Linked DNA regions of Homo sapiens: all the other regions are linked to region 1. A link is a contact called in ENCODE Hi-C or POLR2A ChIA-PET data. All regions are on one chromosome and are shown on one strand. Each heading gives the region's core, a stretch centred on a gene start or an enhancer-like site at or near the end of the contact. The rest is flanking DNA. Distances are from core to core; before and after follow the strand shown. Region 1 holds the start of PDE8A (phosphodiesterase 8A). Region 2 overlaps AKAP13 (A-kinase anchoring protein 13). Region 3 overlaps AKAP13 (A-kinase anchoring protein 13). Region 4 overlaps AKAP13 (A-kinase anchoring protein 13).

The links. A loop is a pair of places that touch in the nucleus more often than their neighbours do. ChIA-PET counts read pairs that join two places held with the same protein, here RNA polymerase II (POLR2A). Pooled maps may share reads with other maps.
Region 2: a map of B cell shows a loop between it and region 1 (6-fold over the local background). The contact joins the enhancer-like site here to the promoter of PDE8A in region 1. A Hi-C loop is called at or near these places in 2 of 168 maps with a recorded cell type or tissue (B cell and breast epithelium), 9 of 37 single-sample maps with no recorded cell type and 11 of 50 pooled maps. POLR2A ChIA-PET finds 5 or more read pairs at or near these places in 1 of 52 experiments (activated B cell).
Region 3: a map of CD8-positive, alpha-beta T cell shows a loop between it and region 1 (24-fold over the local background). The contact joins the enhancer-like site here to the promoter of PDE8A in region 1. A Hi-C loop is called at or near these places in 2 of 168 maps with a recorded cell type or tissue (both CD8-positive, alpha-beta T cell), 2 of 37 single-sample maps with no recorded cell type and 8 of 50 pooled maps. POLR2A ChIA-PET finds 5 or more read pairs at or near these places in 1 of 52 experiments (activated B cell).
Region 4: a loop to region 1 is called in a pooled map, with 12 times the contacts of the local background. The contact joins the enhancer-like site here to the promoter of PDE8A in region 1. A Hi-C loop is called at or near these places in 4 of 37 single-sample maps with no recorded cell type and 8 of 50 pooled maps. POLR2A ChIA-PET finds 5 or more read pairs at or near these places in 1 of 52 experiments (activated CD4-positive, alpha-beta T cell).

What each region holds. Positions count from the first base shown.
Region 1 is chr15:84,980,606-84,987,771 of GRCh38, reverse strand. It overlaps PDE8A (phosphodiesterase 8A), which reads right to left and starts at 5,916. Exons shown (of 22, transcript NM_002605.3): 1 at 5,424-5,916. The coding sequence starts at 5,609. RefSeq lists an enhancer at 5,735-6,267 and silencers at 5,995-6,484, 6,805-6,854.
Region 2 is chr15:85,702,847-85,710,012 of GRCh38, reverse strand. AKAP13 (A-kinase anchoring protein 13) reads right to left here. Exons shown (of 37, transcript NM_007200.5): 18 at 1,927-1,994. Among named protein-coding and RNA genes, the nearest start is that of LINC02883, 52 kb to the left of the region's middle. RefSeq lists enhancers at 1,254-1,383, 2,356-2,665 and a silencer at 5,032-5,161. Within about 2 kb of position 2,797, at least 23 of the 41 ENCODE cell types and tissues checked have a DNase peak (open chromatin) inside an H3K27ac peak, as active enhancers do; they include B cell, where a contact is called at or near this core.
Region 3 is chr15:85,686,598-85,693,763 of GRCh38, reverse strand. It overlaps AKAP13 (A-kinase anchoring protein 13), which reads right to left. Exons shown (of 37, transcript NM_007200.5): 17 at 313-487. Among named protein-coding and RNA genes, the nearest start is that of LINC02883, 69 kb to the left of the region's middle. RefSeq lists enhancers at 495-544, 985-1,034, 1,975-2,064, 2,215-2,264, 5,858-6,167. Within about 2 kb of position 3,848, at least 31 of the 41 ENCODE cell types and tissues checked have a DNase peak (open chromatin) inside an H3K27ac peak, as active enhancers do; they include CD8-positive, alpha-beta T cell, where a contact is called at or near this core.
Region 4 is chr15:85,580,644-85,587,809 of GRCh38, reverse strand. It overlaps AKAP13 (A-kinase anchoring protein 13), which reads right to left. Exons shown (of 37, transcript NM_007200.5): 7 at 5,703-7,166; 8 at 1,987-2,108. Among named protein-coding and RNA genes, the nearest start is that of LINC02883, 170 kb to the left of the region's middle. RefSeq lists a silencer at 6,138-6,432. Within about 2 kb of position 5,554, at least 33 of the 41 ENCODE cell types and tissues checked have a DNase peak (open chromatin) inside an H3K27ac peak, as active enhancers do.

The sequences.
Region 1 (7,166 bases), core at 4,667-7,166:
GGCGCGGTGGCTCACACCTGTAATCCCAGCACTCTGGGAGGCCGAGGTGGGCAGATCACCTGAGATCAGGAGTTCAAAACCAGCCTGACCAATATGGAGAAACCCCATCTCTACTAAATATACAAAAAAAAAATTAGCCGGGCATGGTGGTGCAAGCCTGTAATCCCAGCTACTCGGGAGGCTAAGGCATGCGAATTGCTTCGACCCGGGAGGCGGAGGTTGTGGTAAGCTGAGATCGCACCATTACACTCCAGCCTGGGCAACAAGAGCAAAAAACTGTCTTTAAAAAAAAAAAAAAAAAAAAAAGGAACCAATCCAAATGGGTAAGCTATCCAAGGGAAAACCAGTCATAAGCCACTTCACAGGAAACATTTGCGCCAGAAGGGACCACAGGCCCTATCATAAACCTTACCTCAGCAAGGCGAGGGTCAAAGCTGGTCAGGGACAGGTTTCAGGTAACAGAATTGTGACAATGTCTATCTTAAGAATCACACTTAAAGTTATGGTGGCAATGACAGTAAGTACTAAAAAACATATGCTATAAATGCAAAGTATTTTATGTATGTAAAAGGAATTCAAGAAAATGAATAAAGAAATATCTTTCTATATACTGAAAAGCACAAGAACACAATGAGGGAACTCACAACCCCTGAGCTCTAGAGATAAACTGTAGTCACTTACTATGGCAGCAGAAAGTTTGGTCTCATTTTTCTCAACTACACTTTCAAAGGAAACTTTCAGTAATTCCATATAATCTAGCAAGGGTCAAAGACCCCTACTGGAGGAAAAAAATCAGTCAGGTCACACACAAAGAGAAAATTGCTTTAGTTTAGCCAAATGTAAAATTTTGAGTAATCAGTTGGGCACAGTAACCCACACCTGTAATCCCAGCACTTTGGTAGGCTGAGGCTGGGGGAATCACAGGAGCCCAGGAGTTTGAGCCTAGCCTGGGCAGCACAGCAAGATCTCGTCTCGACAAAAAAAAAGTTTAAAAAACTGGCCATGCATGGTGCGCACCTGTAGTCCCAGTTACTTGGGAGGCTGAGGTGGGGGGATCACTTGAGCCCAGGAGGTCAAGGCTGAGTGAGCCATGGTTGTGCCACTGCACTCCAGCCTGGGTAACAAAGCAAGACGCTGTCTTAAAAAAAAAAAAAAAGTTTTGACTAATCCACTTTGTAAACTAGGAGCAGGCAATAAATTTTATTCCATTCCAAATGTTACTTAAGTAACATTTGGAAACCACTAAACTTTAGTTGACTAAGATGGCAAGAGTGGCCAGTTTTGTGCAGGAAGGTGGGCTAGCAGAAAAAAGCAAGGAGGAAGATGGAAGTGGGACGGGAGGTGATGCAAAGTAAGAGAAAAGAGGTTGAAGGAAGTGAATGACAGAAGCAAAGGGAAACAGAAATGGACCAACTAGAGAATGTCTGAGATTTTAAGTGAGTGCTGACAGCAGTAACACTCGATTAGAGGTTGGCTTGCAGCTGTACTATTATCTATCACCTTAGCTGCACTAATCCTTACATCTTTTATTTATTATTTATTTTTGAGATAGGGTTTCTGTCTGTTGCCCAGGCTGGAGTGCAGGGACGCACTCTCGGCTCACAGCAACCTTGAACTTCTTACCTCAGGTGATCCTCCCACCTCAGCCTCCCAAGTATCTGGGACTAAAGGTGTGCGGTGCCATGCCCAGCTAATTTTTTTTATTTTTTGGTAGAGACAGAGTCTTGAGATGTTGTCCAGGCTGGTCTCAAACTCCTGGGCTCTAGCAATCCTTCTGCCTTGGCCTCCCAAAGTGCTGGGACTATAGACATGAGCCACCGCGCCCAGCCTCTTTAATCTTTCTTTACAGGGAAATCTACTCTGCTCAACAGGGTAGAAATATATTATTCCCTGGGTACAGTGCTCTGAAGAGCAATAACCAGAGATTTCCACAAAACCAAATCCAAACTTTACAGCCTCTACTCTGGTTAAAACTGGCTTCTATTTCTACTTACCTGGCCTGGGTGGATTTTCAACTTGACAGCCTGGTTCACAAAATTCTCTAATTCAACATACGTTTACGGAAGGCCTACTGTGCATCAGGCCTGGGGGATACAGCAGTGAACAAAACAAACATGACTGCCATCTCACAGAGTTGATTAGTTGGGGTGTGGGGAGCATCAATCATTAGCAGTGCAGTGGGTGTTTGCAAAAAGGAAGATAGGGGGTGAGCATAGGGTCTCTAACACTACATGCAAATCTTTCAAGGGCAACTCAAGTCCTGGCTAGGGAAAGTGGAAATGGGGTAAATCCAAAGACTGGCAAGAAAATATTAAAATGTTACAGTTAAGGCTCACTCACACTGATTAAAAATAAACAAAACTCTAAGTGTTCAAACTGAACACAGCATTCATTATCTGTAACCACATAAACTTAAACTCCCGAAAGGAATAAACAGACAGAGGGTATTTTTAGTAATACTTAAATAAGTTCATACAGACAACCCAGCCTAATATATTGCAAGATCTAAAGTACCTTTGGAATCATTAAGAAGCAAATTACATTCGTTGAGTTTTACTGTTAATTATATTTCTTGTACTTTGAATATTGGTATCTCACATAAAGAATCAGGTCTTAACATGTGGCCTGCCTGACATACACCTCAAGAAAAGGGCTCCACAATCAACTAGTTTAGGAAATGATGCACACTCTAAAAACCACTTGGAGACTCACAGATTACTTTCAGAAATTAGGTTCTCTGACAAGCCCTACATAAAAGAACTCTGTTGAACTTAGTCTGAGCCAGTATAGGCCGCATATCTCTTATCCCAAATGCTTGAGACCAGAAGTGTTTTGGATTTTTTTTTTTTGGCTTTTGGAATATCTGCATTATATTTACCAGTTCAGCATCCCTAATCTGAAAATCCAAACTCTGAAATGCTCCATTGAGCACTTCCTTTGAGCATCATGTCAGCACTCAAAACAGACTTTGGAACATTTCTCATTTTCTGATTAGGGATATTCAACCTGTATTTCCCAAAAACTTACCAGACCACGGAACTCTTTTCTCATACAATACTAACAGTCCACATATTGTTCCATAGAACACATGCAGGATACACTTTAACGCAAAGTACATACTGCTTAACCTAAAAATGCAATTAGTTATCAATCTCCCACCCACACTGATAAACTGGTATTTACTAAATGCTGTAGGACTATAAAAGCATCCCCCAATGAATTTCTTGTTGAAATTCACTTAAAGATATGCTGACTTACAGTTTTAATAAGAAATTTTGTAATGAATTAAATTGCATCTTGAGATAATACAAAGAAACTAATTTTATGATTTAATTTTGCTAAATTGCTAGCAGTTTGCCTTCTCTAACATGAATTTCCAGAGCATAGTTAATATCTTAAAATTTAAAAAGATTCATTTTCAAAGAAAAAATATTAGACTAGAAAAAATGCTGACATTTACCTCTGCTCTACTATCTGACATGCCTAAATGCAAATAACTGTAAATGAGATATCAACATGTACAGTTCATGAATAACAAGTATGGGGCTATTATTTCTGTGGTTGTGGTGTTATAATTTATAATTTGACTCCTGCTCTGGAAATACTATTATTTTGAAGTCTACATAGGAGGCTTTATGAAATCAAATTCCAATGACTGAAAAAGTTTCATCAATCAGTTAACAATTTTTTAAGAAATCAGTAAACATTTATTTAGTACCTACTATGTGTATGCCACTGGGTTAGGCACTTTAAGGATGAAAGTATTTTCTGAGCCCCCAACACAAGACAATGGTCTGCCAATACAGAAGAATGGTTGAAGTAAGTACTTAAAAACTCAGGGACCTAACGGCACTGCGATAGCACAAGAGCAAGCTGCTGCTGCACTGGGGAGGCTTACAAGACACCTAGGTGAATTTTAGGACACCCAATCCACCACAAAAAAAGCCTGTAAGACACAAAGGCCCCTCACTATAAAAGGGCTACTTTGGTAATCTGAAATTATCACATTAGTCTGCAAAATGTTAGATTTGGACTGAAAACTTGAAAGCTGTTAAAGTTTCCATATGCACCTGTGTAACACTTTTTTAAAGCCAAGTAGGCTTAACACACAGCTTAACACTGATATTAAGAGCACCTTGAGTTAGTAAGCCTAAACCATCAGAGGTTTCTTTAAAGAATCTATAGGAGAAGGAATTCAATTTCTGATAATCAGAACAAAGTTGAATTTTCACTTAGGGTATGGGAATGGTGGGGAAATCAACTGTTATGCAACACTGAAAAAGACTTTCCCCTTTCGTACAGAAAAAGTATCATGACGACTGCTAGAAATGTAAGACAGAAAGTACATCAAACTATATCCCTCAAACTTCGGAGGTTCAGCAGTTCTCAGCAAGCAAGGAAAAATCAAACAAATTTTGCAAATTACTCTTTCAAAAACTGGTCGTGATGAGAGGGATGACAGCCAACAATCTGCAGCCATGCACGAATTTTGTTGTTGTTGTCTTTTACTGGTTTAACAAAACATAAACCAACGCATGAGTTCCAGCTTTAAATTCTGAAATGAGAGAACTGGAAAGCTGCTGCTGTGTGCCTTAATGATCACGTTTTTCTTTTTCCTTTTTAACTTTCCTTTAGAAAACCTCAACAAAGACTAAGCCCAGAAACTTTGACAAAACATAAGCCAAGGCAACATGCGCTGGAGAAGACACGCAATGTAAAAAAACAAAAAACCCCAGTCACAAAATGTCCCAGTAAGTCGGCTTAATAAAAGATTAACTTTGTTCTGCTGAATGCTTCAAAAATCGCGTTTCACAGTATTTTCTAATTACATATGCTTTAAATACAGTATGTATGCTAATAAACGTGGACCTCAAATACATGTGCAATGAAGCAAAGCTGATGTTCCAGATTACATTCTAGCAGTCCCGAAGAAAATGGTAACCTGCAACTGCATGTGCAAAGCTGACAGAGGGAAAAGAGTGGTGAGGCCAGTCGCCCTTCCCTTTCTACCACAGGAAAAGAACAAAGTTCACACTGATTTAACATTGCAGGGGCGCGCCAGAATATCCTGGGGGTTTCCCTCAAACACCCGCTCTTGGAGAGGAAATTGATGCAAGCGCCTCAGTCAACTTCACATCGGGCCCCGCCGCTCCGGGAGTCGGATGTGTCCAAAAAACCGACGCCGCGACACAGGCGGCGTCCTAATCGCAACCCTAGGAAATCAGGGTCGCGGGACCTGGGTCGGTCCTTCTCTGAACGCTGCCCCGGCAAGGCGGGAGACTGGCGTCAATCAGAACCATCCAAAGCGGGACAAGAGGGCACCGAGGCCGGGTGGGGGGGACCCCGCCCGGCCCCTGCGGGAAAGTTGCTTACTGGCCGGGCCCGAGTTTCGCGGCGGCCCCAGAGTGCCCGGCGCCCCTTACCTTCTTGCCGCTGCCGTCGCGAAGCTCCGACTCCAAGAGGCCGGCGCCGCGGGTCCGGGGCAAGGCGGCCGTCTTCTGGCCCTGCGGGAGGCGCGGCCCGCCGGACGACAGCGGCGGTGCCGCGGGGCTAGGCGCGTCCTCGGCCACCAGGCGCTCGGAAATGTGGATGCTCGGGGCACAGCCCATGCTGGCGGCGGCGCCGCGGACACGCTGGCGGGTAGCCGCGATCCGGTCAGCAAACGGCCCACCCGGCGCCTCCGGGCCGCCGCGGGCGCCGTGTCATCGCCGCCTGGGCGGGCGGCGGCGAGCGCGGATCTCGCGTCAGGAAACGCGGCCGCCCCTTTTATCGCGGTGCGGGCGCTGCGGCGGCGGCGGCTGCGGTGGGAAGGGGGCGCTTAGGCGGGTGGCGTGCCGAGGCCGCCCCTCCGAACATGCCCTTCCTGAGGCAGGAGCCGACGGCCGCCTCTCACATCGCCGGGCTCGCCTCGGCCGCGCTTCCGGGGAAATAGGGGGAGGAGATTTGCGCTCTCCTTACCCAGGAGCGGCTGAGTCCACGCCGCGCGAGCCACGCTGCCCTCGCCGAGCTGCGGCACGACCCCCGGGGGAGGCGAGCTCCCGGCCGCGCCCGGCCCCGCTCCCGCCGCCGCCGCCGCCGCCTCCCCGGCTCCAGACTCCGCCTAGATGTGGACACCCACGCCGCTCCGCCCGCTGGGCCGCCGCCTCGCGGAAAAGCCCCCCCAGGCCGAGTGCCGGTGGGGTACAAGGCTAGCCTTAGACGCTCCCGCTGGCCGGGGTTTAGGCGCGGGGTCCGAGGGAAACCCCTCGGAGCGGCCGGGCCACGTCCGCCAGGGTAGGGAGGGGAGCAGCTCGGCTCCAGCGGGGCCTGGGGCCGCACCGTCGAGAAGCGCAGAAACGGCTGCGCGCACCCAGGAGTTGCTGGCGGTACGGCTCCGGCTCCGGCTCCGTGATCCGGGCCGGGTTTTGCCGGCAGCGTGCCGCGCCGAGCCCCCAGCGGTGACCTCCAGCGGGTGCTGGCGTCAATGCAAAGCAGCTGGGGCGCCCGCCACCTCCTCCGGACGCCGCCCGCAACTGAGCATGCGCGGCGACGACAGGCGGGGCGCCCGACTGGGCTACCCAGAGAAGGAAAGAGACTTGCCCAGGGACACACAGCCACCTCCGTCCCGAGGCCACCAGAAGCCCGACCGCCAAATTCGAATTCCGGCTCCGTAACTTAGCGGCTACTTGACCTCGGTGGGGTCACCAAGTGTGAGCCCTGGAGCTGTTACCCAGAAAAGAGGCCGGTGGAAAGACCTCCTTTGGGGGTAGTGAAAGTCAAACTGGGGCGCCGCGCGCCGGGTCCCGGGTGGGTGGGGCCTGGGCGTCCGCGAGAAGCCGCAGCCCACGTGCGCTCCCTCGCAGGCCAAAACCTGGCGCGCCACGCCTCGGATTACACAGGCGCCGGGGCGGCCGCAAAGCTACAGCACCGGGCAGGCTGCAGGCGCCCGTCCTCCTCTCATTTTAACCAAAGTGCTAGTCGGGCGTCCGAGACCCCAAAGGCAGAGCCAGGGGAAGGGGCGTACGCATTGCAGGCCTGGGGCCCATGAGGACCCCGGACACGCACACAGCCACTAGCTTGCTGTGTGAACTGGGCCAGTCACTTAACTTCTTGGTGGCTGGGGCTCCTCCCCCACCAGCTGGAGGGCGGTGTCTCTGGGCGTCCATCACGTATCCTGTAGCGGGCTG
Region 2 (7,166 bases), core at 1,548-4,047, 730 kb before region 1:
ACTTCCTATTTAAAATGAAATTCCAGGCAGGGTGCGGTGACTCACACCTGTAATCCCAGCACTTTGGGAGGCTGAGGTGGGTGGATCACCTCAGGTCAGGAGTTTGATACCAGCCCAGCCAACATGGCGAAACCCTGTCTCAACTAAAAATATAAAAATTAGCTGGGCATGGTGACGGGCACCTGTAATCTCAGCTACTTGGGAGGCTGAGGCAAGAGAATTGCTTGAACCTGGGACATGGAGGTTGCAGTGAGCCAAGACTGTGCCATTGCACTCCAGCCTGGGTGACACAGTGAGACTCTGTCTCTAAAATAAAATAAAATAAAATAAAATAAAATAAAATAAAATAAAATTCCCCCTTTTAGGTTATATTCTCTTATATGGGAGATGCTATGTCTCTATCATGATCATTCTGTATAAACTAGTACATTCACAACAATTGAGTCTTATCAGAGATCACAAACTCAAATGACTATGGTGCCGGCAGGCAACAAATGACAGAAGCAAGCTGGGGTGGGGTGGGGTGTGGGAAGGCAGTGGCAGCCTGGAACTGGCATATCCTGTCTAAAGGAGGCAGCACCACTCAGCTCCAGCCATCCCTCCCTCCCTGTGAGGTGCTCAGGCGCCACTGATGGAGCCAACTCCTGCCCTCAGCCTGCTTAATGAGTTTGGAGCTTATATTCTAGTGGGGGGAAGATACAGACTATAAAAAACTATATAATAATAAATAAAGATGGGTAAATACAGACTCTAAGAAGGTGATAAGTACTATGGAAAAAAGGAAAAACTGGGAGTGCTGGGTACAGGGAAATATCAGGGAGCCAAGGGTTATAAATCTTCCAGTTTTTTCAGGAGAACTTAAGAATCCAAACTGATATAAAACATGATTTTGAAAGAGCTGCACTAACTCACATTTTAAAAATACTACATGAGCCAAACAAAATATGTGTCCATAGGCTAAAGAAGATCTGGCTATCCTATTCTTTGCCATTTTGACACTAGTTTTAGTGCTTCTCAAAGTAAGGTCCTCGGACTATCAGCATCATCTGGGAACTTACTAGAAATGCAAATTCCTGGACTCTCCCCCAGAATCTGAGACTCTGGGAGTGGGGCTCAGTAAGTTGTCTTTCAATAAGCCCTCGAGTTGATTCTGATGCACATTCCAGGTTGAGGTCATGGCACTAGATAACTGTGTTTGGTGACTGACGAAGCACACAGCTCATTAATCATCTGTGTCGACGAAGTTGGAAAGCACTCCTTTGACAAGGAATGAAGAGACACTTACAGGCGACTAGAACATTGAAAACCTCACAGGCTACCTAAAAGGTATGGCCCTTAACCCACACTTTTTTTTAAGGGCCACTGGGAAAGCATGATTACATAGCATACATGCTCAGGGCAGATACCACCATAAAACAGGCACTTTCTATTCTTACGTCATGTGATCAGAGCCACCTATATTACATACCTGAGGAGAAAAGTGCTACCAGACAGGCTGGGGCTAACCATAACACCCTCCCCACCCCCACCAGCAGGTCAATGCCCCTGACCTCCACCTGCTGCCCTGATAGTCCTGAAGGAGGAAGACAGGTGTATGAACAGCAGGGTAGGCCTGCAGACGTAGTTAAGAAGAAAACCACTTTAAGAGCAATACGGAAATATTAAAATCACGAAGAAATGTATATTGAACGTGAAGAAGTTCTGAAAGCGTTTTCTTTTCTGAAAGTCTAATTCTCCAGTGTTACTCAAGAAGAAGATTGATCGCTTAAGAGAAAAAATATTTTTTAGTTATAATTTGTTCTCAAAGTTGGTACCAAATGATTAAAATAAACAAAATCCACCACAACCTCAACTCTCCCAACTCCCGAGGATTTTGCTGGTTTAAACCCTTTTATTTTAAGCCTTGTTTTAGCCAGAAAGTCTTACCTTCATTTTGACCTTTGCACAGGAGGCTAGACTTTCTCGGCAGCCTTTGTGGACAAAAGCACTGCAATCTGAAAAGAAAGCAAACCCAAGGTCACATGGACAAAGCAAACAGATCCCAGATTCTGAGTTTCCACTGCTGCCACAAGTGGCCTCTGAATTTCAAAGTGAAGTCACTCACATGTGAGAATGTGACTGAAATTACACACTGCAGTCCTCTTCTAGGAAGCAGGTCTGTGATGTTATTTGGAGGAGGAAAAACACGAGCAGATGTGATTTTTTTTTTTTCGGTGTTTGTGTCTTTATTTGGAGACCAGGAGACAGATTACAGCTTAATGAGAGGAACAACGACTCAAGTGATCTGATGGGAAGGGTGAGTTTCCTGGCCCTTAGGAAGCAACAGATGTGATTTCTAATCAACAAAAACTAGTAAGTCTGGAACTTTTCAGACAGGAAGCTGAGAGGCTACCAAAACTAAAAGTGAAAGTGTCTGCCATCAATGTGTAAGTCTAAATTACAAATAAATACATTAATAAAGCCCCTAACAGGGGTTACAAAATTTGTATGACTGTAATAAAGCACAGAATATAAAATCTGAAAAGCTTAACTACGCTGGGCTTTTTGCACCCCATTCTCTGAGACAGGAACCACACATGAAAGGTCACTGGAACCCCCACATGCACCTCTGGGAACTGTGACTTAAGAGAAAATGGAGACTTCTTGAAAGATAAAGCAGAAACCACAATTTGGCAAGGACAGCATTTTATCTCAATTCCTTTACTTTTCACTCCCTTGGCCTACAAGGGCCACTGACGTAAAAACCCAAGCCTCTGTGTCTCAGAAGGCTTACCATCAGCTCTCAGCGCTGCTATAAAGTCACATAACAGAACTGTTCCAGGAAGCCAGAGGTAAAGCAGAAACAAATGAAAGATCGGCCTGTGGGGACACTCGAGGAGACACTCTCATGGGAAGGGCTCACTCAGGAAATCAACCACAGATACCATTCACTAGGCAATGCCTCACAGACTGATTCAGGAAGCATCACAGGTCCTGTCTACATCAACTCACCAGTTAAGGGCCAACATCTCTTTTGGGCCAACATCTCTTTTAGCCCAGACACATGGATTTGTGGGGGACTGGAGTGATGATGGGGAGGGAAGGAAACCAGAAAGGAGACTGCTAGAATCCCAGACCTCAAAGGCCTATTCCATGCCTTTTGTAACACTTCCTTTAACACCCACTTGGTTCACAGGTCTCCTCCTTAATACCACTGGCACAGTGTATTGAGACTCTCTTAGGTTTTTCTCTATCCCCTCTCTGGGGCAGGGACCATTCACCCACTGCTGAATCTTCAAATTAAGACTCTCCAGCATAGTGCCTAGCTCATGCATCCTATTCAAATGCTCCTCTCTCGGCCCTACTATGCCTATTTAAACTAAAATTAGATGAATGCGCTGACACAGCCTTGATTACAGTATGTCAAACATCAATTTAGTAACACAAAAGGACAAACAGCTGTCAAACTAAATTTGACGTAGGTCCTGGCTCTGCATGTATGTATGTACTAGTATGACCCTAGTCCCTTCTTGACAGGCCTCCGTTTCCTCATCTATAAAATTAAAAAGGAGGAATCACATTTTCCCCCAGGTTCCCTCTGCTGTGATTCTATCAGATGGGTAAGTGAGTTTCAGGCTGCTGGACCCACAGCAAGAAGCATAACAAAGTGGTCGAGGCAAACGGCTTTATTTATTTTCTAGTAAGCCAAAACATGTTTCTGCCCATCCTCACGAGCACTATTCTTACTCAGGGTGTATGGTGCACCTCCCCTCCTCTGCCACAGAGATGCCCAGGACTTGCAGCTGGCATGCTCCTTTCTGGTTTCTTCCTCTCCCATTAGTTGATCCATCATATCCTTCCCATGCACAGACTTGAAAGCCCACCCCACTCAAACCCTTTCTCTTCACAAATCCCCACTCAGCTAAAGTCTTTCAAATACATCATCTTTAAGTCCATTTCTCTTTCCCTTCTACAGAAAAAGTATAAAAAGACTATGAAAAGGCAAAGTCAATGATTAGTAGATCTATGTTTTTCAGCGTGCTGAATCCTCAATATATAATGCTGAAGAGAATAAAGCAAATTACAAAAAGAGGTACTGTATGGTAGTATTTATGTAGGTTAAAAACAAAAACAAATTATATGTTGTTTATGTATGAAAATAAATTATAAAACACAGACTACGAATGCACTGAATTCATGACAGTCCTTGTCCTTGGGGAGGAAGGAAGATGCATGGGGCAGGGAAACAAAGGGGAATCTGAACTTAACCATAATGGTTTCTTAAAAAGTGAAACAATCTGAAGCCGTCTGACAGAATGTTACTATGTGTTCATTCTGAATCATGGACACATATGTGATAAATTACCTATGTATAATACTTTGTATTAACATTTTTCAAAATTAAAAAAAATTTTTAATTTTTAAAAAATCATCACACTCTAATGTCGTTCAAAGTTCCTTGGATTTGCTTATAAACATTTCCATATCCTTTTGCATAATCCATTTATCGCATCTTGTGATAACTTAAAGATAAGATTTTATTGTCTTATAATCCAGTTAAAAAAGTATATTTTTTTTCTTTTGTTTTATTGAAAATCTATAATATTTTAGGCACCTAAGGGCAACACAGGAGGTGGCAGATTTGCTGGAGAACCAGCTACTAATTCTGATCTGCAAAAGTGACCAAGAACACTATGGGCAGAATTTGTTTCCAAGTTCTGTTCTTTCTGTTCCTTTCTTCCCAACCAGTTCCAACACCCTACAGAGATTTAAGCAATGATGATTTTTAAGGGAGTGGCACTATCACGTAAAAAGGTTTCAGCAATATTCAAACTCTCAGGCCAGTGTTTGAGTGTCTGAGATGAACATAGAAGCAGAAAAAAATCATTTAAAATGTGCTTCTAGTAAAGAACTTTTCACATAAATTCACTTTTAATTAATTGAAACATGTCCCCAAACCCACAACCCAGCTGGAAGTTTAACACGCTCTATATTATGGTCATGAGTTTTCTCTTAGTGATAGTTTGCATGGACATCTCCTTAACATGCTGAAGTACCTACTTGAAAAACACTCAACTTGTTTCCAAGTTGTCCTGGACTCAATTCACAGTGACAGTTTTAGAGCTGTGCGTGGGTGATTTAGAAACTTCAGCCCCACTGACATCAGCCAAAGTCATGAGACTAAAATCTTACTCTCTGTTTGGGAAAACAGAAAATTACCAAGAACACAAGAATTGAAGACAAATCTAATACATTTTTAAGCTCTCTGCCACAAACCATACCATGTTGTTATGAAGATCAGAAAATAATTATCTGGCCTTTTATTTATTTATTTGATAGATTTCCTAATAGCAGTAGGCAATATGCTTTCATTTTTTAAAATTCTTCAAAAAGGTCTCAGCACAGTGGTTTATGGGAACAGAGCTGATCCCTAATCGGATTCCTCTGTACCTAAAACAAACAGTCCAGCCTTCAACTTCTTTCTTTGCTACAAGGAGGCATCAAACCAAAGAAAATGAAGTTAAACCCACATGACTGGAAACTATCATCTATCTATTGCTGTATCTTTTTTTTAACCCATGCCACCAACCACCACAGATCTTTGGCGAATGGTTATATACTATGTGTTTTTTATCTTTCGGAAGAAAAATAAAACAAACCATTAGCGAGGCTAACTTAAGAAAATCAACTTTATACAATGATAAGAGGAGTGGCCATGCCAAACTGAAATGAAATGACAGAATATCAAAGGACTGCCTACACAGAAACGAGCCACCTTTGGGAGCTGAGTCATATGCAGCCAAGGCTCTGACAAAAAAGGTCTTCCAGTACTTCAGTTCATTGATCATCACTTGGGAATAGGCTGAAGACTTCTGACTGTTCTGCCTACAGATGTGAGCAGCAAAATCTAACTGGGAAAAATGACCTGATTCTTCTCCAGGACACAAGTTGAGGAATTACCTTTAAGGATAGAAATGCACAACTTTCTCCTATCATTTCAACTCTAACCAAGAAAATGAAAATAAAACAAAAAACAGTTAAATATGAGCAAATTTAGAAATGCATGCTACAAAATTCTTTCTGCAACTTTAAACTTCTTGTTTAAAATCTTTAACAGAGACCCTGTCTCTCAAAAAAAAATTATTAAATATATGTGTGTGTATATATATATATATATATTTTTTTTTTTTGAGATGGAGTCTTGCTCTGTCACCCAAGCTGGAGTGCAGTGGTACGATCTTGGCTCACTGCAACCTCTGCCTCCTGGGTTCAGGTGATTCTGCTGTCTCAGCCTCCTGAGTAGCTGGGATTACCGGTCCATGCCACTACGCCTGACTAATTTTTTGTATTTTTAGTGGAGATGGTATTTCGCCATGTTGGCCAGGCTGGTCTCAAACTCCTAACCTCAGGTGATCCACCCGCCTCAGCCTTCCAAAGTGCTGGGATCACAGGCGTGAGCCACGGCACCTGGCCAATAAATAAAATCTTTGGGGGATTTGAGACATCGCCCTATCTGGACTAAGAGTGCTTATATGCAAAAGGCATGTGAGATGTTCTTGGTAGCTGGTGTAATAACCACAGTGCTGATGTACAGAACAAGAAGAAAGCCACAAAAAAGAGCCAAATCATCTCAGCTGAAGTAGCCCCAGCAGCAGTTTTCGTAACAACACTGGTAAACAAAAATGAAATAAAATGAAAGTATTCTGCTTAAAAAAGAATTGCCTTTATTGCTTAGGGTCTTTTTTTACCTTCCTTTTCCCTAAGTAATAAACTTCCTTCCTTTAATCAACTATATGTATTTTATTCTCTCATATAAGCAATGAACTATAAATGCCAGAAAACTGTCTAGAGGGCAACTTTTCTGATGAAATCAGAAGTAAAATCTAACCATCACACACATTCTAAATTCTTATGTTTCCTACTTAGATTGCAGCTGGTTTACTTGTTTATTTTTTATGTAAAAGAAACAACCTACCACAAAAGTACTGAAATGCTGCTAGCACAACAGAAAATAAATCAGCAATAATCTCAGTATCATTTTACATCTGTTTAAAGCAAGCAAAACAGAACCACTGGCAAGACCCCAAAACCTGAACATAACAAATTCCTTATTCTGAAAGACCCCACTAAGTCACTAAGCTTTTCAAAGAACAAATTATTTGTGGCAGCTGGAAAGAACAGCTGAC
Region 3 (7,166 bases), core at 2,599-5,098, 710 kb before region 1:
AATGAGTGTACCAGCACTCAAAGTACAGTTTCTACTGAACGTGTATTGCTTTTGAACCACTGTAAAGTTAAAAAGCTAGGCTGAACCATCTTAACTTGACTGTATTTGAAATTGGGGCTGTCTGAAAAAAATATAGGCTGTATGTTATACATCTAGAATTTCTTTCTTTTATCATGTCTAAAGAAAGATATAAAAAGGGTTACTTCTCCACATAAATGAGGAACAGATAATGAGTGGGGACAGGAAACAAGAAATGAGCTTTCTTGAGCCAAGAGAGTTCCATCTTACGAGAGGAAGAAGCATGTCTCTTACTTGCACAAGTATAGGCATCTTTGTTGGTGAAGGGCTTCATACACTGGCTACAGCTGATGGGACCCACAACAGGAATGGAACTGAAAGTGTGCCCGTTGACAGTCTTCTTATCTTTCTCCTTGTCTTTAGAATCTTTCTCCTTCTCCTTAATCTTATCTTTTTCTTTTTCCTTTTCCTGCCGAAGAAAAGAAAATAATCCACAGTTAATTGAACACTGGAGGGCTTTCTCCTTACCTGGGCACCCAGATGGCATGTGGTTAACAACAGCTGGTGACTATTTTGGAAAGGAGTGAGAAACAAAGTTCTGGGCAAAGTGTTTTGTTTTGTTTTTTTAAATTAAGGCGTTGGCACGCAAGCTACATTAGAAAATTCACACGAAAACTGGGCAGGCGGAACAGTTCTGGCAGTGGCTTATTCATTGGTTACTTCTACCAACAGACACAATACCCAAGGACCAGCACTGCAAGGAGGCTTCTGACACCTCAGTACAGCCCTTCCTCAGCAAGCTACAGCACAGTCCACACAGGAAGAGAGTCATGGGTTTAGGGCCAGCTTTAGGCAGAGGGCAGAAAAAAGGGTGGCAGCAATTCTGGGATCAGCCTGAGGGAAAAAAAGATGCCTGGGTGGCATGAAAAATTACCGAGGCTCCTCTCTTTCTCACATCAATTGCATATCCCTAAGTGACGGAGTATGTATAAAGTCTCCTCCTTTACTCTAGTTAGAAATATTAAATATGCCCCACATATACATTTTCAGTTTCTGCTAATTAGAATTTTAAGGTTTGTAAATATTAACTTTGCCCTAATTTTCAAACCGGCAAGAGGAGACTGATAAGAAGGGGAGGCTGGAAAACCGTACAGTGGTTAAGAATACGGACGATGGTACCAGACCTCGGTTCAGATTCAGGTACTACTACCACTACTACCACTACTGCCACCACCACCACCACCACCATCACCACCACCACCACTACTACTACTCAGTAATAGCGTGACCCTAGGTAAATTATTTCTCTGAGCCTTAGTTTTCTCATTTGTCAAATGGGAGTAATCACAAAAGTACCCATCTCATATGTTTTTTAAAACATATGACAATTAGGTGAGATAATACATTTCTAAAGCATTTTGCACAGTGCCTGGCACACAGTGAATACACAATAATGCTTAGCAATATTATTAATTACTCATAATTTACTGGAAATGAGTTTCATTAGCTCATTATTCTCCTAAGCCAACACAGAAAGGTATTGCTTGCAGTAAGGGAAAGGAAGTTTTGATGTGAGCAGGGAAGATAGAAGAAATTGGGGAGTGGCTAAAGGACAACGGTGCAGGGCAGGGAGGATAGGAGAATGCACGGATGACAGGAAGGAGCCTTGTTAATAATTTTTCTCAAAAACCACCTTTGTTGTTCCTCAAGCTAGATACCAACAGGGTCACTTCCTTTAAAAAAATGGGGTTCCAGGGAAAGGAAGTCCCAAGGCTTAGTAGCTCACTCCTCTACCCTGAGTACCTAGGGGTGCAGGAAGGCAGGAAAAGCAGGCAGTGTCCCTAGGTTGGAAAGATAAGCTTCCTACGCCGTGCTCTCTGACCTCTTTTGTGAAGCTCCTTTCTTTCCTGTGGTCTTCCCTCACTTGTCAGAGTGGCAACAGAAACTGATACTCATCTTGTGCTTCCTGTGTGCCCAGCCACTGCCCAGGTGCTTCTACTTACTGAGCAGGCCAAAACCGGGCTAGGTACAAAGCACAGGGGACACCAGCAAATGAGACATGAGACTGGGTGAACAGTGGGGGCACTGGGCTGAGAGTCAGGAGCTCTAAGTGCCAGATTAAGTTGGCCATGTCACCTTAAGAATACTGCAGGAATGTCAGAAATGTTCTAGAGACAGACTGAAAGCAGAGGACTCATATGACATCAAGCCTCAATCTAAGAGAGGCTGTTGTCAAAGCTTACACAGTCATGAAGAGGAACGGAAAGGAATTCAAACACTGAAAACTTGAAGAACTACTGATGAGTGGTGGGTCCTTAATGAAATATCTAAAGCAGTCAGGGACATTTCAGGTGGACACCATCCTTAGGAGGCCAGGACCATGGGGATATAACCATGCTCTCCATAAAAGGTCCTTTAGAAGCACTGTTTGGCAGAGTACTTGGCTGGCTTATCAGTATCAATGAAATAATTTCCTTTCAAACCAACTGGACTACAAAGACCTACCATTCACAAGGTAAGAGGTTTTACCTATTGTCAATACCATTGTTATGTCCTAAAAAAATTCCAGGAAAATGGGTGTCCCAAGTCAGTGATCATGACAACTACTAAATGCCTTAACATTTTGAATCAATGTCTTCTACATACATCATTTCGTCTGACTCAATAACTCTGAAGTGGGCAGGGTGAGCATTATGCTTCCCATTTTACAACGTAGAGGATAAAGATAATAAATAACAGCTAAAAATCTGAACAGTTACTACGTGCTAAGCACTGTAGTAAGCAATTTACATGTATTTTCTCACAACAACCCAATGATAATACTAGGTATTATCTCCATTTTACATCTGAAGAGATTGAAGCTTAGAGATGTTTAATAATGCATTTGAGGCCACACGCCAATAACTGCTCAAGCTGAAATTAAGATTCAGATCTGGCTGACTGTAAAGCTCAGCTCTCATACACTGCACTATGCTGCCAGGGACTGGAGAGGTTGGTTGACTTGCAAAAGGTCACACAACAGATGATCAGCACAGTCAAAATGGGAACCCAGGTCTTCTGACTTTCTGTTCAGAACCCAACCACTGTAATGAAATGGTAAATAATTGCTAGATCTATGATTCATGTGAAGTCTTTTGTTAATCAAATACATATAATGAACATCTAAGAGCCAAATTACTACACTTTTGAACTATAAAAAATAATGAGAGAGGAAGGGAGAAAAACTCCTTCACTTTACAAAACAGGAAGCTGTTCTGAGTGAAAATTGGTAATCACTAAAGTACATAAAACTTTAGTAATAATCAACAACTAAATTTGGGTTTTTTCAAATAATTTCTTTCTTTTAACTAAATTTTGCTAAAGGTTTTTCCATGCATAAAATGTTAAATGGAAAAGCATCTGATTTTTTTGCTCAGGAAAGTTAAATTATACTTCAATCGTTTAAAAAATCTTTTTATGGCAACCAGCTTATCCTCTCAAGCCTTGCAATGCTCTTCAAACCTGAATAAATAAGAAATAGCTTCCCTTTGCAACAATCCAAATTAGTTCTTCCCAGGATGGAAACAAAACAAAACAACCAACTCCACTGGCTCTTTCTGTGTTTACTAGAATTTAGTGCTTTAAAGAAGTCAGGCTCTTACCTCCCCATGCTTTGGTCCTATGAATCTCACTGTTATGTGGGGTACTTCATGAAACCGAGCCCATTTTATCGACATGATTCGACCCCCATGCCAGGAAGCGTGCTCTCACAGAAGCGGGGGCGCATGCCGTCAGGGCAGAGCTCAGCAGCTTTGAGCTGCCATTAGTGAAATCGTAAGAGGAAGCCAGAGACTGGCTGAGAAAGGGAAGGAGGGAGGGCTGAGGCTGCTTGTTTCCTTAAGACAGTCTTAACTGTTTGAATGCTGCTGCTAAAGCCAACAACCCTTGTTACAAAGGATACAGGAAATGAAACGAGACCTCACTCCCCCCAAAAACAGTGTGTGTGGACAGTGCTTAAGCAGCAATATAAGAACTCTAGCAAGGTTTGAGGCCAAGTTTTTACACGGGAAGTTAAGGAACACATCTTACCTATTTTAAAATAGACTCCTCATTTTGTAAAATGCAGTGAGTTTCATAAGAAAACTTTTCAGTGAAGTTGCCTGGTGTAAAGTGGTGACTAGTTATTTTCTGAAGTTTGACTTTTCCATGTTTAACAACTGGCAAAATGCTTTAGCTGTGTGCTGGAGAAACAGGCTAACGGTATTTAACAGGGATAGATGCAGGTAACAACTGCACTAGGACACTATCAAAGGTGATTCTTCACTTTTCCAAAAATACCCCTTTATACATGTAATTACAATAAAAAGAACACTCTGGACAACTGTGAAAACATGATATGATCAAACAACTGTCATGTTACAGATCTTTAATCAAAGAAGGAATGAGAATTACATTTAAAATTAAGTCTTTGTAAACACTACTCTAGGAGGCACTTCTGAAAGGCCTATGGGTACAGCTCTTTTTTATACAGACCACAGGACCTAGGAGCTGTAACTGAATGTCCTGTTACAAAGTCATGTAGTATACTTGCAGCTGTGCAGGAATTTAACCTGTGCACTCAAAAATACCTACTTCAAATCAAATAGATTTGTCTAAAACATTTCTAACCACCTCTTGTTTGTCTACAAAGAGGAAAGCTTAGTATTAGGTTGGTGCAAAAGTAACTGTGGTTTAGAAAAAAGAAAACCAGTGTGATAGGATGGTTTGAAGAGGGTCATTCCACACTCCCTTTGTGAACTCGAACACCATGCATATGAGTGTTTAAATACTCTGTAACACGCAAAATTACTTAGCAGGAAACAGCACTATCTCTCAAAGATACTAAGACAAAAGCAGAAACTGCCAGTCTTCCTGCTATACTTCCTGTTTAGCATCCCCTCTCATCTTCCACAAACACATTCAATATATTTATCTAATCTAATCACTTATGCCAGTCGGTGATAATTCTCAAAAGGACATAGGATCAAGGACTCAATTTCTTAAGTTTATATACAAAACCCAGTGATCCAGACAAAATATGTTACCCTCCTAGGAATGTGAACAGTTTACTGCCTACTGGCTTTTGGCTTCTTTGGACATGTTTAAGAACTGTTTATCATCACAATTATACAACTGAATGGAATATATCTAGGTTAATCACTATAACCTATTTTCATAAAGATATATATATCATGCAAAAGGAAAGCAGACATTTTCAAATAATCCTTAGACACTTCTCTAAGAGTTACAGGTGGCATTTTAATATTATATTCGGTAGATGCTTAAATTTTTCCTTTAAAAGATGTAGGTCTAGTTTTATTGTATGGTAGATTAATAAAACAATTGGATCAGACGGTCTCTCACAGCATCTATTTAAAAAATAATTTTTAAAAACTGAAAATTTATCATTTTCACAGAAAAATCAGTGTCAATATCCATAGTAGCACTTTCAATTTGTTAACATTATGGAGAAGTAACATTATTCAATAGTTAAGAACAAGATTAGAGTTAGCATCACTATGTTAAGAAAATTTAATATTCATTAATTTTTATGTTACCATTTAGAAAATACAGTACTTCTGCATGGTAAAATGCTATGCAGATACATAGCAGAGTGAGGGTATTTAACACAAAATATACTGCTTTACTATTTCCCCTATTTCTTTCCTCTCTCTCTCTTTTTTTTTTTTTTTTTTAAGAGACAGGGTCTTGCTCCATTGCCCAGGCTGGAGTGCACACAGCGTACTGCAGCCTTGAACTCCTCGGCTCAAGTGATCCTCTTGCCTCAGCCTCCTGAGTAGCTAGGACTACAGGTGTGTGCCACTACGCCCAGCTAATTTTACAATTTTTTTGTAGAGATGAGGTCTCACTATACTGCCCAGGCTGACCTTGAACTCCTGGTCTCAAGTGATCTTCTCATCTCAGCCTCAAAGTACTGAGATTACAGGTGTGTACCACTGTGCCCCACCCCCACCTTTTAAAAAATCATCTTTTGCTACATTGACAAAAGCCAAGCTGTTCCAATTTTATTTAAAAGTGAGCTAGTAACACCTCACTATAAAAGGTGACTTACAGTTGCCACTAGGGCACTCTAAACACTTGGTAATGGGAAATGGACTACAATTCAGGGTTACAAATTTGTAATTTTTTGAGTTTCCACTGCTAAAGACAGCACGACCCCAAGAGATCAAATCTTGAAGCCAAGTCTGAAAGAGGAACCAATCTCAATTGCAAAAAAGTGTTGTCATTTTGACAAAGGAGATGATCAGAGACAAGAGGTCAACTGATACTAAAAGTTTCTACCAGTGATCACAGATTTCGGTCTAACACAAAATATGTTTTCTCCTGTCCTTTCTGCTCATCTCCTCCTAGCAAACTCCAGTCCTTTCAGATTAAAAAAGTTAAAAGAAAAAAATTACGCTGTATAGTAACATTTTGTTTAAACACAAAATGATGAGTACTACTTCCTGGAAGTCAGATAACAGGAGGTTGTGTGAGGTTGTGTGAGGTTGTGTGACATGAAGCATACATCTCTGTGCCTCAGTTTGTAAAATAAGGAGGCTAGGCTGAGGGCTGAGACTTTTTTAAAGGTCAGGGTCCAGTTTCTAAATTCCATCTTACGTTGTTTTTTTTCCTATCATGTGTATGTTTTACCTTATCCATGAGATGAGTGGTACATTCACTGCTCTGTCCTAAAACTCCATGACATTGGGGAGATGGCTAGAAAGGGGGAATCTCCACTTATTTATTGGTCTTCCACGAAAAGCTTGTTTGAAGACAAGATTCAGTAGTTTTAAAGCAAAATAAAAAACAATGAAAACATTTTGAATTCATCCAAACTAGATCATAAAGTTTTTCAAGGTCAGGACTATGAGCTTTAGTTCTCTTAGGTGCCTGTTAACACCTAGTGGAATGCTAAGACTATACAAAGCATTTAATAATACTTGGCTAATTTATATTGCTCTGTCCAAGGGGATTTTCTTTTGTTGATACCAACTAGTATCCAAGCCGGCAGTGGTAAGTAAAAAAGGTAAGGCTCTATTTTAAGCCTGGCTGCCAATATGTAAATACGTAGAATACTGGTAAAGCAGTATTCTTTGACCTTCATTTTTTTTTTTTTTGGAATTATA
Region 4 (7,166 bases), core at 4,305-6,804, 600 kb before region 1:
CCGGGCGTGGTGACGAGTCCCTGTAATCCCAGCTACTCGGGAGGCTGAGACAAGAGAATCGCTTCAACCCAGGAGGTGGAGGTTGCAATGAGCCAAGATCCTGCCATTGTACTCCAGCCTGGGTGACAGTAAGACTTCATCTCAAAAAAATAAAAAATAAAATAAAATAAAAGTTAATAGCTTTAAACAAAGAAAAATAATCTCAAGACCTTGAAGAAAAATATTTTTGAAGCCAAATAAATGGAAATTACCATATGACCCAGCAACTCCACTAGGTATATAAAAACATGTCCACATAATTTTGTACACAAATGTACATAACAGCATTATTCACAGTAGCCAAAAAGTGGAAACAATCCAAATCCACAAAAAAATGTGGTATATCTATACAACGGAACAGTATTTGACAATAAAAAGAAATAAAATACTGATCAATGCCACAACATGGATGAAACTTGAAAATATTACGCTAAGTGAAAGAAGCCAGAGACAAAAGATCACATATTGTGTTATACCATTTACATGAAGTTCTGGAATGGGCAGTTTACGTACTATCTACAGCCACTTTCACACTCTCACAGCAAATCTCTCTATGGATTTACAGAAAGCAAAAGTAGATTAATGAGCTGGGGGAGGGAAGAGTGAAGGAAAGGCACACTGCTAATGGGTCTGGGGTTTCTTCTTAGAGTGATAATGTTCTGAAATTAGAGCCTTAGTGGCGATGGTTGCAGAACTCTGTAAATCTATTTAAAACCAATGACCTATGCACTTTATTTGATTGGGTGGATTTTATGGTATGTGAATCATATCCCAAAACAAACTATTCTTAAAACAAAAAAAAAATGTTGATTGAACCTTTTATTCTCTTATTTTTTTTTTTTTGAGAAGGTGTCGTGCTCTGTCGCCCAGGCTACAGTGCTATGGCACAATCTTGGCTCACTGCATCCTCCGCCTCCCAGGTTCAAATGATTCTCATGCCTCAGCCTTCCAAGTAGCTGGGATTACAGGCACCTGCCACCACGCCCGGCTAATTTTTTTGTATTTTTAGTAAAAACAGGGTTTCACCATGTTGGTCGGGCTGATCTTGAACTTCCGACCTCAGGTAATCCACCCACCTCAGCCTCCCAAAGTGCTGGGATTACATGTGTGAGCCACCGCGTCTGGCCTATTGAACCTGTTTTTTCATTGCTGAAAACGATATACTTCATAATTTAGACAGTTACTATTGAGCTATAAAGTAAAAATCTCATTTTGGCTATCAGTTTTTATATAAAGAAAGAAGAGTCAGGTTTAAGAAGGGTTTATAGGCCGAGTGCCATGACTCACATCTGTAATCCCAGCACTTTGGGAGGCTGAGGCAGGTGGATCACTTGAGGCCAGTTCGAAAACAGCCTGGCCAACATGGCAAAACCCCATCTCCACAAAAAGTACAAAAATTAGTCAGTCATGGTGGCGCATGCCTGTAATTTCAGCTACTCACAGCTGAAATTAGGCAGGAGGCGAAGGCAGGAGAATCGCTTTCACCCAGGAAGCAGAGGTTGCAGTGAGCTGAAATCACACCACTGCACTCCAGCCTGGGTGACAAGAGCAAAACTCCATCTCAAAAAAAAAAAAGAAAAAGAAAAAGAAGGAAAGAAAAAAAGAAAGAAAAGGTCTATAGATCCCCTTTTGTGATAGCTCAGATTTTGTGACAATTTAAGCTTACTGACAAATCTTAAAGCCTTGTGCTCAAGGGGAAAATGTTTTTCAGCATAATCTATAAGAAAACATGTAACAGCCCATTCCAAAACTTTGCTGTATGGTATATACCATTTATGAAAGCTTAGCTGCAGCAACATAAACACATTTATATAACAGCACAAGAGGGAAGGGGGAAAATACTATTTTGCCCACTTACCCTCAAATAAAAGACAAAGCCATAAATAAGACACAGCAGAACAGGATAAACACATTTTGTGCCCTTATAGACTTACTGATGCCACTTACCGCCTGGGTCATTGGGCCTTGCTTCATCTTCAGTGTAGCAGCTATGCTCCCTACAGCCACTTCTTCAGAAATTGAACTTGCTCTAAAATCCACTTCATCTTCAGCTTTCACGTCTGGCATTTCTGAAAGTGCAGGGGGGTTACAGAGTACATTTTTAAAAACTGATTCCTGTGCCTTACTATTCATACAACATGCTCCAGGTTTCATGTGTTTTGTTTTGCTTTTGCGTTAAAATGGAAAAGTATTCTTTTGTTGTCAGCGGCTAGTGTCATTTCTGACCCTATGCTGAGCTATTCCTTTATCGCATGGTTACTGGTTTTCCCTAGCCTTTGTAGGCGCTTGGAACTAAGCGAGGATCCAATTCAATGTCTTTTGAACATCCATTTCACTATTGACTTTTTATGACAAATCTGAGTGTAGCACCAACTTGCATATGGAAAACTAAATTCATAAGCTTCAGGGGAACAGATTAATAGCTGAAGCTAGGTAGTCCATCTTGGCCATCATCAAAAAAGCAAGGATTTGTACAAAACAAAAAGGAAAAAGCCACTGAGAATGAGAAAAAGCCTCTGGGACAAGTATGACTTTCACTAACATACAACACACTCTGATCCACCCATCACTGTAACCAGTAAGAATGAACTACTCAGCAGTTACGTCTTATTTTTAACCCTTATTTCTTCCAAAACTGAAACCTAATCACAGACTAGCTATCCCTTTCTTAAGAGAAACGTTTCTGCGCATGTTTTCTCAAGAATTACATAGTTGTCCTCTTGCTGGCCATGTTGACAGACCAAAAACAGTGGTGGTTTTTGTTACCTGACCACCACATGGTCAAGCAAATACAGGAAGGAAATGATAAATGATGTCTGAGGCAAATTTAGGCTTCTGACACTTCTTTAAACGGGACTCATGATTGAACAGTCAAAATTCACCTTAATAATCCAAATGCAAATGGAACTGTCATCTCGATTTCATGTGGAAATGCATCTGTGGTTATTAACCTAGTGATGCCACTACTCTGGCAAGAAAAATGCTCCCCACACTAAAGAGCACAGAAGTTTCTTTCACCAAAGAATAAATTATATTAAGATTTTATTCTAGGAGCACATGACATGTACAAAAGTCTACCTTAAATTTGTAAGAGTTACATTTCTATAGATGAACCTCTTTTCTTCCTTCTTTGACCTTATAATTATATAATCTTACCAGCAGTTTAAAAATGGGTAAACAAGTTTCCTTGCCCAAAGAACCAAAATCTGTGTTAAATTTCATAAAATGTTATTAAAGTTAAAATCTGACTAAGCAATCCCCTTAGAACTATCCCTTGATCAAAACATCTCTAAGTGAGTCAGAGTAATTTCTGGGGGGAAAGAGGGTTGCTTTCCTCTGGGGATGTGATTTTTGGTACCTCCTTCCTTTCCTATACCTATCAACTTTGAAAAGATGCATCTTGGCACAGCAACCAGTCACACTAGAAAACAGTGATTACTCACACTTGACGGGTGTCGGCAGCCTCTGCAGGACTGGCGTGGCTCAGTCATGCATCACTGATTTCCTAAGCACTGTGGTCAATGCTTTTGGTGGGTCAAGGGCCACATCCCCTTCTTTCAAACTGGCTCCTTCCAAATCAGCAGTTAAACCTATGTCTTCTCACTCACAAAACAGTATGATTAAATCTATGAGTAGAATGTAAACTTGATAGAAAATACCCTTTGGCTCTGAGATCACACTCAGGTGCTTTTTCTCTAAAGTAATGTGACCAGGGATTTTCCCAATCCTGGCCATTTTCTGAAGAAAGTACCAATTTCTTCATGACTGGCTACTTTCTCTGTAGTCTGAGACCATCAATACAGAGTTCCTCTGCAGTTTGAGACCATGAGTATGACTCCTTTTGGTAACAGGACAAGTAACTCACCTACACAAAATTTACCAACCTCAAGCCCATATATACTGCTGAAAGTCCATACATTTTTCTTCCTTCTCAAAACCTCAAAATCCTAAACATCCGTCATTTCTCACCATCTTTACTATATGTGCTAATAAAAATCAAAGTCTGAAATTCTCCCTGGTTTTTACTTTTTCTCATAGGATACTACAGACACAATCCCCACAGAGTTCACACTTGCTTGAGTCAAATTCTGACCACTGAGCCAGAAAGAGAAATAATTCCGGCCCATGTGGCCAAGGACGCAGCACCGAAATGAAAAGAACATCACCAGGCATCAGCTTACAGCCACTCCCATTCTTCTGAAATGCCAACCTGCCAGGGCCCCCAAAATAGACTTGTTGTTGTGGCTTTTTTTAAAAATTAGAGACCTCATTTAAATCCTGAGACAACAGCCAGCAAGTATCTATCACTAACAATCCAAAACATTAATAAAACTAAAAAGCTAAAGTCATCAAAAATTCTACCTCGGATTCCTTAAATCCCTCAACTGGGGAGGAAAAAGATTATAAACGGCTAAAAGCCCTTTACCAGGGAAAATAACCACTGTATTTAAATTGCGCTTCTTCCAAAGCAACTTCTTTTGCTCCATTGATTCATTTCTCTCCATAACCCTCCCCCACATTCTTAATACATATGTGTAAAGGGATTTTCAAAAATTGAAAAGAACAGCAAAAATAAACAATAAAGACAAAACAGGCTGCTTCTTACCTACAAAAGCCTAGGGGCAAGCATGGAGATAGGTCTTCTGTCTACAGCTGGTAACAGGTGGTGGTATAGAAGTGTGCATCAAACTGACCTTTAAAGACTTCAGGAGCCAAGATCGTGTCCGACTCCCGTTTCAGCTTCAGCCTCAACCCCCGTTAAGAAGTTTTATTCAGATAGTTTATTTCCACGGAGCAATAGCGGTTTCTCTTTGCTGCCTCGGAACATGGTTACCCACAGATGGAACAGGCTGCTGTGTGAGCAATCTGCTCAGTGCAGCTGCTTCACCAAGATAAAGCAGACACAAGGTCTGCCCTGTGACAGCAGCTCAGCAGACTGGGCTTGGGCGGAAATCCTGCATCCTATCCCCTGCACTGTGCAGGGTCTTGAATTCTCAGACTGCTGCCCAAAAGCAACAGGCAATGGAACTAGAGGTCCACTCCCCAAGCAGGAAAAGGAAGGAGTTCCCCGTCAACAACACCCCTAGCCCAAAAAAAACAAAAACAAACAAACAAAAAACCACCAATGACCTAATACCACCATTTTGGATGTTGGGAAGTCAGCTCAGAACAATACTTACAGCTGTTCATGAAACCACTCTGACTCTAAATTTGCTCAGAATACAGACTAGGATGATAGGGGAGGAAGGGAGTTTCAGGCTTGTAGATAAAACACAGCTTTTTGGCACTGTTTTCTATGGTACTAGAGAAAAGGATTAAGCCATGTGAATAAAAACATCTGCTAAATTCTTTCACCACTTTAGAGTACCTGTGATCTAGGCATTGTTTTCTAGGTTTGCAAAGTTGCAACCACTCCAGAATGAGACAGGAGTGTTTATAAGCTTAAGCAACCAAGCAGTAAGTCTACAATACAGGAAGCAAAATCTGTCCAACCCTGAGATGACGTGCCCCTCCTGATGGTGGTGACTATTAACTTGGCTACCTACCCAATGAGTGCAAGGCCTCAAAACAACAAAGATGCCTATATTTTTACCAGGACACCACAGTGACTCTTAAGGGAATCTGCTTCTCAGACTGTTAATTTTGTATTATGTTTTGCTTACCTGCTGCTGGCTCAGGCCCCTGGACAGGTAAAATGATCTTCTCTGGCTCCTCCCTTCCAGCAAAACATCCTGCAAGGCTCCCCGTGGCTTCCTCAGGAGTACTGCCCATTGGTAGGCTCTCCCCAGGTGGGAAAGTACTCACTTTTTCTGTAAAAGCACTCTCTAGTCCTTTAGTGAGAGGACCCAACTCAGGGCTGGACAGTGACATGTGACAGGCCTCCCCCTCAGTAAGCAGTGCTCCAGCGGCCTTGACTTGTTCGATGACAGCATCCACTATACGGCTGGCAGCCTCCTCTATCAAGTCTGCCCCCTTAGGCAGAGGTGCGTCCTGGGCAGAGACCATGCAAGGTAGAGAGGGAGTGCTCCTTTCCCTGCCTGAAGGCGGGGCTCGCATGACTTCCCTCACACCAGCTGGGGCCCCATCATCATGGGCTGAGAGCTCCATGTCTGTGGGGAGCTCCTTGGCAACAGGCTGCAGTAGGACAGGATGTGCTTCATCGTCTATTTGGGCTTCCTCAGCGTCACCCATGGTACAGCTGTGGTCTGCTCCCTCCAGCTTCCCTTTCTCCCAATCAAGAGGTATCATCTCTGGGGTTCCAACTCCCTGTGGGTCAGTCACAGCTTTGTCCTGTAGAGCCACTGGCAAACCTAGAACGGCATTCTTCTCTTGGCTCAACAAGACGTTTGGAATCAGGATGTCTTGGGTGTTGTGTGATATATTCTCTCTTCTGGGCTCAGCCATACCTTGTAGAGCATTAACCCCTGTAACATCCACCGTCACATCTCCACTCACCTCACAGGCACTAGTTTTTCCCTGGGATTGAGTGTTCTTCACTCCAACATCCAGAGGAGAAGGCTGACTGCAGTTAAGAGCATCGGACCCATCAGACCCATCTGGCAACAGACATGGCAACAGAGCGGAGCTGTTGTGCTCTGCCCCCAAGGCTTCCTGCCTTGACTCTGTGGCCAGACTTGCTCCTGGTGGCACCAGGCTCTGGGCAGCCCCACCTTGAGTCAGCAGTGAGACTTGTGGGGCCACTTCCTTGTTATGTTCAGTTTCTGCCTTAAGAAAGGCAGAGGATGCACCCGGTGAATTACTTAGCTGAAGTGCTTTGTCCTTGGCACAGTCAGCTGAGATTGATTTTTCATGAAATTGTTGAGTATCTTGTCCAGGAGGTGGTGTTCTCTGCTCTTCCTGCAAAGTTCCTGAAGAGAGAGCATTTTCCTTAATAGAGGAACAGGTCACCGCTTTATCCTTATCTTGTTCCTGAGCTGCAGAGCTTTCTGAAACCACCAGAAGTTTTCCTTCTTCAGTCAAAACTGAATCTAAAGCCAAAGTGGCCTTACCCACACTTTGCAGGGAAGAGTCAGTGTTCCCCTTGATATTCAGAGCTTCTGGGATTGCTGGAGGGGCGGGACCCTCATGCTCTCCACCAAGTCCTGTGAGACTGGTATTCCCCATCC